3 separate regions of the Homo sapiens genome follow, and regions 2 and 3 are each linked to region 1. The links are chromatin contacts, found by Hi-C or POLR2A ChIA-PET in ENCODE. All regions are on one chromosome and are shown on one strand. The core of a region is the stretch at or near the end of the contact, and the rest is flanking DNA. Distances in the headings are between cores, read along the strand shown. Region 1 holds the start of EEF1AKMT4 (EEF1A lysine methyltransferase 4). Region 2 holds the start of SNHG33 (small nucleolar RNA host gene 33). Region 3 holds the start of KLHL24 (kelch like family member 24).

Evidence for each region. Hi-C counts contacts between places; a loop is a spot of excess contacts on that map. ChIA-PET counts read pairs that join two places held with the same protein, here RNA polymerase II (POLR2A). Pooled maps may share reads with other maps.
Region 2: a pooled map shows a loop between it and region 1 (5-fold over the local background). The contact joins the promoter of SNHG33 here to the promoter of EEF1AKMT4 in region 1. A Hi-C loop is called at or near these places in 5 of 50 pooled maps.
Region 3: a map of naive thymus-derived CD4-positive, alpha-beta T cell shows a loop between it and region 1 (25-fold over the local background). The contact joins the promoter of KLHL24 here to the promoter of EEF1AKMT4 in region 1. A Hi-C loop is called at or near these places in 2 of 168 maps with a recorded cell type or tissue (dorsolateral prefrontal cortex and naive thymus-derived CD4-positive, alpha-beta T cell), 4 of 37 single-sample maps with no recorded cell type and 16 of 50 pooled maps. POLR2A ChIA-PET finds 5 or more read pairs at or near these places in 2 of 52 experiments (BJ and activated T-cell).

What each region holds. Positions count from the first base shown.
Region 1 is chr3:184,248,294-184,251,253 of GRCh38, reverse strand. EEF1AKMT4 (EEF1A lysine methyltransferase 4) reads right to left here and starts at 1,582. Exons shown (of 3, transcript NM_032331.4): 1 at 1,364-1,582. The coding sequence starts at 1,559. It overlaps ALG3 (ALG3 alpha-1,3- mannosyltransferase), which reads left to right and starts at 2,292. Exons shown (of 9, transcript NM_005787.6): 1 at 2,292-2,509. The coding sequence starts at 2,314. EEF1AKMT4-ECE2 (EEF1AKMT4-ECE2 readthrough) reads right to left here and starts at 1,582. Exons shown (of 19, transcript NM_014693.4): 1 at 1,364-1,582. The coding sequence starts at 1,559. RefSeq lists enhancers at 1,696-1,805, 1,836-1,895, 1,976-2,025, 2,224-2,960.
Region 2 is chr3:183,446,145-183,449,104 of GRCh38, reverse strand. SNHG33 (small nucleolar RNA host gene 33) reads right to left here and starts at 1,497. Exons shown (of 4, transcript NR_038302.1): 1 at 1,340-1,497. RefSeq lists an enhancer at 1,295-1,830.
Region 3 is chr3:183,634,204-183,637,163 of GRCh38, reverse strand. KLHL24 (kelch like family member 24) reads right to left here and starts at 1,541. Exons shown (of 8, transcript NM_017644.3): 1 at 1,371-1,541. LOC107986162 (a long non-coding RNA gene) reads left to right here and starts at 555. Exons shown (of 2, transcript XR_001741042.2): 1 at 555-629; 2 at 880-2,960. RefSeq lists silencers at 136-465, 516-835, 1,026-1,095, 1,106-1,215 and an enhancer at 1,636-1,695.

The sequences.
Region 1 (2,960 bases), core at 333-2,832:
CCTAAATTTTTTGTAGAGATGGGATCTCACTATGTTGCCCAGGCTGGTCTTGAGCTCCTGCGATCAAGTGATCCTTCCACCTTGGCCTCCCAAAGTGCTGGGATTATGAGCATGAATCATGAGGCCAGCCCAGAGTCCAAGTTCTTTTCTTTTTTTTTTTTTTTTTTTGAGACAGAGTTTTGCTCTTCTTGCACAGGCTGGAGTGCAATGGCATGATCTTGGCTCACCACAACCTCCGCCTCCCTGGTTCAAGCGATTTTCCTGCCTCAGCCTCCCAAGTAGTTGGGATTATAGGCATGCGCCACCACACCCGACTAATTTTTTGTATTTTTAGTAGAGATGGGGTTTCTCCATGTTGGTCAGGCTGATCTCGAACTCCCGACCTCAGGTGATCCGCCCGCCTTGGCCTCCCAAAGTGCTGGGATTAATGGCGTGAGCCACCGCGCCCAGCCAAGTTATTAACCACTAAATTATACTTTTTTTTCTATCCCTAGTAATGTTCTATTTCTCAAACTGAGTGGAATAGACACACACATTAGATTTGTTATTTATACCTTACATATATATTACATATACCTTTTTTATTTATTAAAGACTTCACTTAAACATACAAAGGCTTTTACAAAGAGCAAAGTAAAAACGACAATTGGAAGAAAATCTGTTGCTCATTCAAACTTTACTAGCGCCTCCAAGGCTGACACTAGGAGAGAACCTCAAGAGGTCAGCCGAACACCCCAGAGCCCTACCTTTCCTCCAGCACGTCTCCCTTTGGGGAATCGTATCACCCTGGGCGGCAATCTCCCCTCCACCCCTAGAGGGTGCTGTTCTCACTCTCTAAGGCATAGGACCAAGTTTCAGACAGGACTCTCTCTAGGTGACTCTGGCTCCCAGTGCCCAGGGGCAAAAAGAAAAGCGCTGGGCATTATTCTCGAGGTGCCTGCGCGTGCCGCCTCCGATGTGAACTCGCAGTACCATTTCTAGAACTGAATCTAAAGCTCAGAACGGGTTCATGACTTGTCCTAAGTTTTACAAGTCAATTAGCGCTAGGACTTGATCTCGGTCCTCTGAGCAATCCGGTCCCCAAGGCTGCCTGCCTCCCGAGGGTCCGGACAGGGTCTTGGGTACCCCCAACGCTCAAACTCTGAGGGACTGTCTTTCTCCAGAGGGCCCCGGGACCAACAATCTCTTACTCCTGTTAGCCTTGACTAAATACAGCCGGGACTCTGAAGGAGCTGGATCTCGCGTCCCAACGCAGGCGTCCTCCAAGAGGGATAGACAGGCGGGAGGAAAGCGGACCAGGCCAAGCCCATGCGGCGCCGGTCCTGCCAGCTCTACCTGGCGGGGCCGCGCCGGGATTACCCACCTAGCACAAGGATACGGTCCTCGGGCCGCAGCTCCGGCTCTAGGAGGGCACGGAAGGAGGAGAAGTCCCCGAACCAATCGTAGGGGGCAGAATCGGCTGCGCCTTGGTAGCGCTGATCCCAGTACTCGACTTCGCGGTACCCGCAGTTCCGCTCCGGTAACTCCGGAGGCGCCCTACCTGCCCCTGGAGAGGCCATGCTCTCAACCGCCGGGCAGCCAGAGCCGCCGGCCCTTCAGCCAATACGGAAGGCAGGATGCAGAAGGCGGGGCGCTGGTGTCTCCGCCCACCACCTGCAGTTGCTCAACACAAACACGTGGAACTTCCGTCCTTTACTAAGCGCTCTTCGAAGAATCCTCCGGCTGGGAAAACTATCGTCCAGACCCTGAATCCTCCGGCTGTACTGCCAAGTCATTTCCTAGGGCCGCACTCAAGGTGTCAGACTCACGTGGGCTCATCACTGCGTCCTCTCATATTTTCAATATGAATGACTTTTATCAGGAAATCTGAAAATTAGTGAAAGGTTCATTTTTCTCAGCATCCGGAAGGCTCGAAGGGCAGGCAGGAGGGGCGCGAACAGGGGCTTTGCCCTCCTGGAGAGACAGCATGAACACAGATGTTCCCAGCGCAGGCGAAGGAGAATGCTGGCTTCAGCGGTTGTGGGGGAGGTAGGCAGGAATGTTGCTTTTCTGGACATTCGTTCTAAATTAGCGCCTGTGTACCCAGGGCTGGGTATAAACTGAGGAGTAAGACATTGTCCCTGCTCCTATGGAGCGTGGAGTGCATCAGAGGAGACAAATGCAGAAAAATTACATTTTAGTGGAGTAAATGAAGACTGGCTACTCGGATCGGCGCTTAGCCTGGTGGGACGCCAGGCACGGGAAGCGGAACCTAAGTGTCGAAGGTTCGGGTTTCCGGGGGTGGTGGGCCCACACAAGCGGCGCACCGTTAAGATGGCGGCTGGGCTGCGGAAACGCGGCCGGTCCGGTTCCGCGGCCCAGGCAGAGGGACTCTGCAAGCAATGGCTGCAGCGCGCCTGGCAAGAGCGGCGCCTGCTGCTGCGGGAGCCGCGCTACACGCTGCTGGTGGCCGCCTGCCTCTGCCTGGCGGAGGTGGGCATCACCTTCTGGGTCATTCACAGGGTGGCATGTGAGTGCGCCGAGGGGGAGGGGAGGGGAGGGAGGGAGACCTGAACCCGCGACCCAAACTGGATCTCAGACCTGGAACTCCAAACCAGACTCTGTATCCACTCACTCGTCAATTGCGAACCCATCCATATCCCTTACCTGAGCGCCAAGCCTGCTCTACAGAAAACCGGATCTTAATCTGCCCGCATGGCAGAGGTGGATACCCTAGAGATTGGCCTTCTGCACTGAACTTACAGCCTGCAAACCAGCTTAGAAGTCAGATTTGAGCCAAAATTGTTGTACTGCTGCTGCTGCTGCTTTTCTCTGTGGCTTTGGACACCTCAGGTCTCCTCCTGGATCTCAGCTTTTTCCATGTGTTCAGTTCTGTGATCTTTGAACGTCCCTTCTCAATGATGGCATCTTGTGACCACTTGAGTCCATTAGGCATTATTGGCTACTCCTTTCCAGGCTGA
Region 2 (2,960 bases), core at 248-2,747, 800 kb after region 1:
TTTTTGAGTCATAGTTAGAAAGCCTTTTTCTTTTTAGTACTTGTATTGTTTCATTTTTCACATTTAGATCCCTGATCCATTTAGACTTCATTTTTGTTACGCTATAAGGTGTAGATCTAATTTTATCTTTTTCCAAATGGCCAACCAGTTGGCCCAGCTCTGTGTATTACAAAGCCCAACTCTGCTCCAATGATATGTGATAGCACCTTTATCTTTAACTTTCTACCTGCACTTGGGGTTATTTCTGGATTTTCTATTCTATTCTACTTGTCTTTTTATATTATTCACACACTAGTTCCACATCTTAATTATAGAGACTTTGTAACCTCTATAGTCATAAAACCTCTATGACTGCCTTCATAACCTGTATAATACAGTTTTAATTACAGAAACTAAAGACAAACATAACTGTAAACCAATATTGAACTCTGGCTAGTTGGTCTGTTTTTACACAGTGGTATGGGTTAGCAATTTTGAATCTACTTTTTGCACACGATTGAGCAAAAAAGTGAATATCTTGTGGATAAGGAGAGCCAGCTTTCTCACTCTCAGAAAACAGTTACAATTACAGAAAGGGCAAATCTGATTGAACCGTGAGATGCTGCACTGGAACTGAGTTAACAGTATGAAGTCAGCTGTTTTTTAAACATACATGTAGATAGATAGATATAAAACAGATATAGATGTGCCTGGATTGATGCATGTATGGATGTGTGTGGGGAGGGTGTGTGTATACATATAAATATACATGTATATATACGTACATACACACACATATGTACATAAATATGTGTGTTTGCATCTCTCTCTCTCTACATATATATATACATAAAATTTCCTAGCGTTGTCTGCTGAGACAGTCTAGAAGCGATGGCATCCTAGTAGCAACGAACACAACCTACAGCCCAGATACGGCTGTAAAATAGCATTCTCCAAAAAAAGGAACCAGGATTCTTTGGAGAAATGTCTGATTCCAAGGCAGGAGCTAAGTACAAGATGAGCCTGGAACATCTTGTGTCCTTAAACAGAGAATGACGGGGGGACATGTTAAAAGGACACGGGAACCAGAAGTAAGCAAATGAATAAACGGGGGAGAAAGGAAAGCGCTTCCTTACTATAGAAAAAGAGAAAACAGAAAAGCATTCTGTAGCTCGTACCGTGTGGGGGCGGGGGAAGACAGAGGCCTGGCTGCAGAAGGACGCCCTCTGGAAGGGGGACTGGAAGCCGAATCCCCTGACAAGCGGTCGCGGTCCTGTCTTTCCGCTCGAGCTTCGTTCTCCCTTCACCACCCACCCCGCGCCCCCACGCACCGATCCACCGCGGCTTTATGCCTCGTCACCTTGGCAACAGCAGCGGGCTCAGGCAGTGTCGCCACCAGTTTCTTGCACCCGCCAGCAGCACTGACGCTGCAGAGGTTGCCGCCATGTCCCCTCGGACCGGCCGCTTGGTGAAGTGCGGCTGCGTCTCCGTTGTCGTCCACATCACCTCCGTTCGGTGTAAAAGCCTCTTGTCCTCCTCTGGCCACCGTCCAGGTCTGAACCAAGAAATGAGCCAATCCCAGCGAGGCATTCGGGTGGGGGGCGTCACCGTTGAAACCACTCGGCTACAATCTGCCAATCGGGCTCGTGCCCGCGGGGTGTGGTCTCGGCCTCCGGGACCCTGGGGGTCTGCATCTACTCCGGGGTGATGTTGGGGGCTGGGAGGATCTGCTCTGTCCCCAGCCTCCTTAGGCCCTGGGTGTCCCTATCGCCGTTTCCGCCCAAGAACCGCAAGGGCCCACCCTATCGCAGGCTCCAGGGCAAGAAACCCTCCTCTTGACCTTCAATCTTTAGAGAACTGAGGTGAAGAAACGGGGCGGGAGACTGTCGTAGGATACAAAGGAGTGGAGAATAAAACAATGCAAAATTGTATAACATTTTCAAAATGTAAAAAAAAAAAAAAACTGATTAAGAAATCCTCTTAACCATCTCAAAACTGAGATTACTGAATATCTTAAAAATGAAAAAAAAAAGAGCAAGCTCTGCATATTAGTACCTGTGGGATATACCAATACAGTGCTTTTAAAAATTCAAAATAAAAGTAAATTAAATAATTCAGAAAAAATAGCAAGGTAAACCTAAGAAAAGCCGAAAGAAGGAATTCGTAAGAATAAAAGAAGAAAATAAAAAATAGAAATGGAAATGGGAATACTAATAAGAGATTTGAAAAAGGCAACAATAGGGTGGTTGGCTCAAGAAAGAAAGAGGAGCACATCAAAATACAAAATGATAAAGGGGAAATAACCATAGATACAGGAAAACTTAAAAGCATTGCATGATCAGTCAGTTCTACATAATAAATTTGAAAACTTGAATGAAATGGACAAGATTCCAAGAAAATATAATTTACCAAAACATTCCAGAGATAGAAATTCTAAGTAGACCAATTACCATAGAAGAAATAGATGTTGGCCGGGCGCGGTGGCTCACGCCTGTAATCCCAGCACTTTGAGAGGCCGAGGCGGGCAGATCACCCGAGGTCAGGAGTTTGAAACCAGCCTGACCAACATGGAGAAACCCTGTCTCTACTAAAAATACAAAATTAGCCGGGCGTGGTGGCACATGCCTGTAATCCCAGCTACTCGGGAGGCTGAGGCAGAATTGCTTGAACCCGGGAGGCGGAGGTTGCGGTGAGCCGAGATTGTGCCATTGCACTCCAGCCTGGGCAACAAGAGCGAAACTCGGTCTCAAAATAAAGGAAAAAAAGAAATAGATGTTATTAGAGAACTGCATTTCTCCATAGCTGAATCCACAGAAGCACCAGGCCCAAATTATTTCATAGGATAATTCTGTGAAAACTTAAGGAACAGAGAGTTGGTTGCTGTTGATTCTGCCTTAAGCACAGAAAAAAGAGGAAGCATTTCAAATTCTATTCATGAAGTGAGCATAACATTTATACCAAAGTCTCATAAAACACCCATA
Region 3 (2,960 bases), core at 292-2,791, 610 kb after region 1:
AAGTGATTAATCATTAAAATCCACTAAAATCAATTGTGAACAGCCACTGCCTCAGGGGTGACCGTGGGGCCCCCTAAGATGTGGCACTGTGATCTATATTTAGCTATCTAAACACGTTTACAGAACTGGCAACAACGTGTTCGCAGGACTTCCTGCGAACCACCCGGCAGATAACGCGACACTAGTTAAAGGGTGTTAATTTTCCGGTCCTCGGAGGGCAGGCCACGGTAGCCGATCTCTGCGTGCCCAGAACTGCCTGCAGGATCAGGCAGCAGCAGCGGCGGCGGCGGCCACCGAGGCTACCAGCCGCCCGCAGCAGGGGCGGGAGCGCGCGCCTCCCGCACCCGCGCCACCCGGCTCCACTCGGGCCGCAGCTGCAAAAGCAGCGACAGCGCGCGCTCCCGCGCGTCCTCCAGATCACCTTCAAGGGGGCGGGAAGAATGGCCCAGGGCAGGCCCACCTAGTGACAATAAAAACTCGCCAATAAAAACTCGAACTCTCCCTCGGGTACCGCCCACAAGCTGCCGCAGGCGCCCAATCCCCGCCGCGTTAACAGTCTTCACCCGGGGTGTCCAGAACTTGAGGGCGGGTCCATTAGGAACTAAATTAAGAAACTGAGTCCTGGAGTGGTAAGAAGGTGGGGAGGTTAGGCGGGGACTGCGCCGGCGGAACGCCCGCTCCCCCGCCCGCCCCGGCTCCCCGGGGACGGCCGCAGCGGGCCGGGTGTCGCGATCGTGGTAAACAAAGGCTCGCAGGGGACGGGGGCGGGGGTAACGGTCAGGTGACAGTGCCGAGTGCATTTCGCAATCGCTTTAATGGGGCTTCACGGGCCCGCGGCCCTGGGGACCCCACCTTGACCCCGTCATTCCTCCCGGACAGAACCGACGGTCGTCCCACCAAACAAGAAGGCTGGATTTGAGGCGGTCGCACTCCCCCGGGCTTCCTGAAATAAAAAGCAGCGCCCCGTTCGCAGCCCATCGGCAACAAGCAGCACCCGTCTGCCCAGCCGCCTCCCCCGGCGGCGCCCGGCCCCGCGGCGACTAGCCTACCGCACCTGCGGCTACCCCCAGTCCCGGCAACCACCCCGCCCTAGCCAGGCCGCACCAGCCGCGCCGCGGTTCCGGGCCGTAGTGCCAGGAGGCGCGCGCGCCCTCCCTCAGGGCTGTAGCTACCAAGCGGGGGAGGAAGACCCCCCAGGTGAACCCTGGAGGCCCCTCGCCTCAGAAAGGGGCCCTGTAGCCCAGCTGCAGCCTCTCCGCAGACCGCCAGTCTGGCTCTGAGAGGCCGGCCGCCGCTGGCTGCCCTCCCGCAGACACCCCGGTGGTCAGGACCGCCGTCGCCCCTCCGCCCCCGAGGACTCAGACTCTGACCGGTTCCTCGCCTTTCGGCCGGTCCCGGAGCTGTCACCCCCGGTACCTCTCGGCGAACACTGGAAGCAGCCAGCAGTGGCTAACCCCGCGGTCCCTCAGCGGCGGGCGGCGCAGCGCACTCTCCAGCGCCGGCGTCTCCTCCAGCCACCAGTCTCTGCCGCAGCTCACAACAAAGGAAACATGTGACCGTCCGGGCCAAAACACTGAGCGTCAGCGAACCCTGGCCAATCCGGGTGGGCGTCCTCCGCCCCGGGGAACCCTGGGAGATGTAGTTCACGCTTCCCGGTGGCCTCCGGGGCCACCTGGGGCTCCCGCCGTGGGGTGGGTGTCGGGTGCCCAAGAGGACGAGACCCACCCAAAGGGCTGCTGACTCAAAAACACCTTGTTTTAAGCAGAGACAGTTAAAAAAATGCCTCTTGTGTAAGGAGCCGAGTGAGAAGCCAGAGTCGTTTCTTTCCTTCCCTCAAAGGCCCCTGCCACGTCCCAAGGAAAAAGCCCGCGATCAGCCCTTCGACTTTAAAGCTTGGGTCGAAGCTTAGAGAGCTTTTTATTTGACCCTTTGATAGACAATCGGAAATCAGGCCTGAGGGCCTGCAGGGTGGACGAGACTAAAACCCCAGTCCTTAGAAGGAGCAAGGAAAACCACCTCTTTTTTTTTGATAAAGCTGTTACTGTCCCTGGTATCAAATCCTAGGTTACCTTTTTATTTTAAACGCACATGCACGTCGACCAAAGCTGTCACAAATCCCTGTTTTCCAAGGTAGATGGAGTTCCTAAAGGACATTGTGTTGTCGTTTTGTGTCTGCAAGCTTTTTGTTTTGTTTCGTTTTGAGACAGAGTTTCGCTCTGCCACTCAGGGTGGAGTGCAGTGGCGCAATCTCGGCCCACTGCAACCTCTGCCTCCCGGGTTCAGGCGATTCTCCCGCCTTAGCCTCCCGAGTAGCTGAGACTACAGGTGCCCGCCACCACGCCCAGGTAATGTTTTGTATTTTTAGTAGAGGCTGTGTTAGCCAGGCTGGTCTCGAACTTCTGGCCTCAAGTGATCCGCCTGCCTTGGCCTCCCACAGTGCTAGGATTACAGGCATGAGCCACTGCGCCCCGCCTGCAGGTATTCTTTTAAAGGATGATTGCAACCATTTAACTAGTTTTTGGTTTCTGATACCAAATTTAAAAATCTCTATCTTCTACATGTCATGAATACCGTCATGCCTCTATTAAATTAGGCGTTGTGTTCTGATGACCAGAGGCGGAAATAATATGGAAGGCCTATATACAGGCCTTTTAAACATACTTTTTAGGCCTCTTTTCCATCTCTTATTCAATTATTTGAGCTATTTCTTCTGGTATTTATATATTTCCAAATAATGTATGACTATTTCCTATTAAGGAAGCTATCCTTCTCATAATCTGGTTAAATCATTAATGTTTACGCTAATGAGACCATGTATTTATTATTCATTGTTGAGACAAATCGTATACAATTTCCCATCTTGTATGGCTTTTGGTTTTCCTTGGAGTTTTAATAATTATCCTCTTTCTTTGCTTATTTTATTATGGATCTATCACAATGTCCTCTTAGTTTTTCTAAAA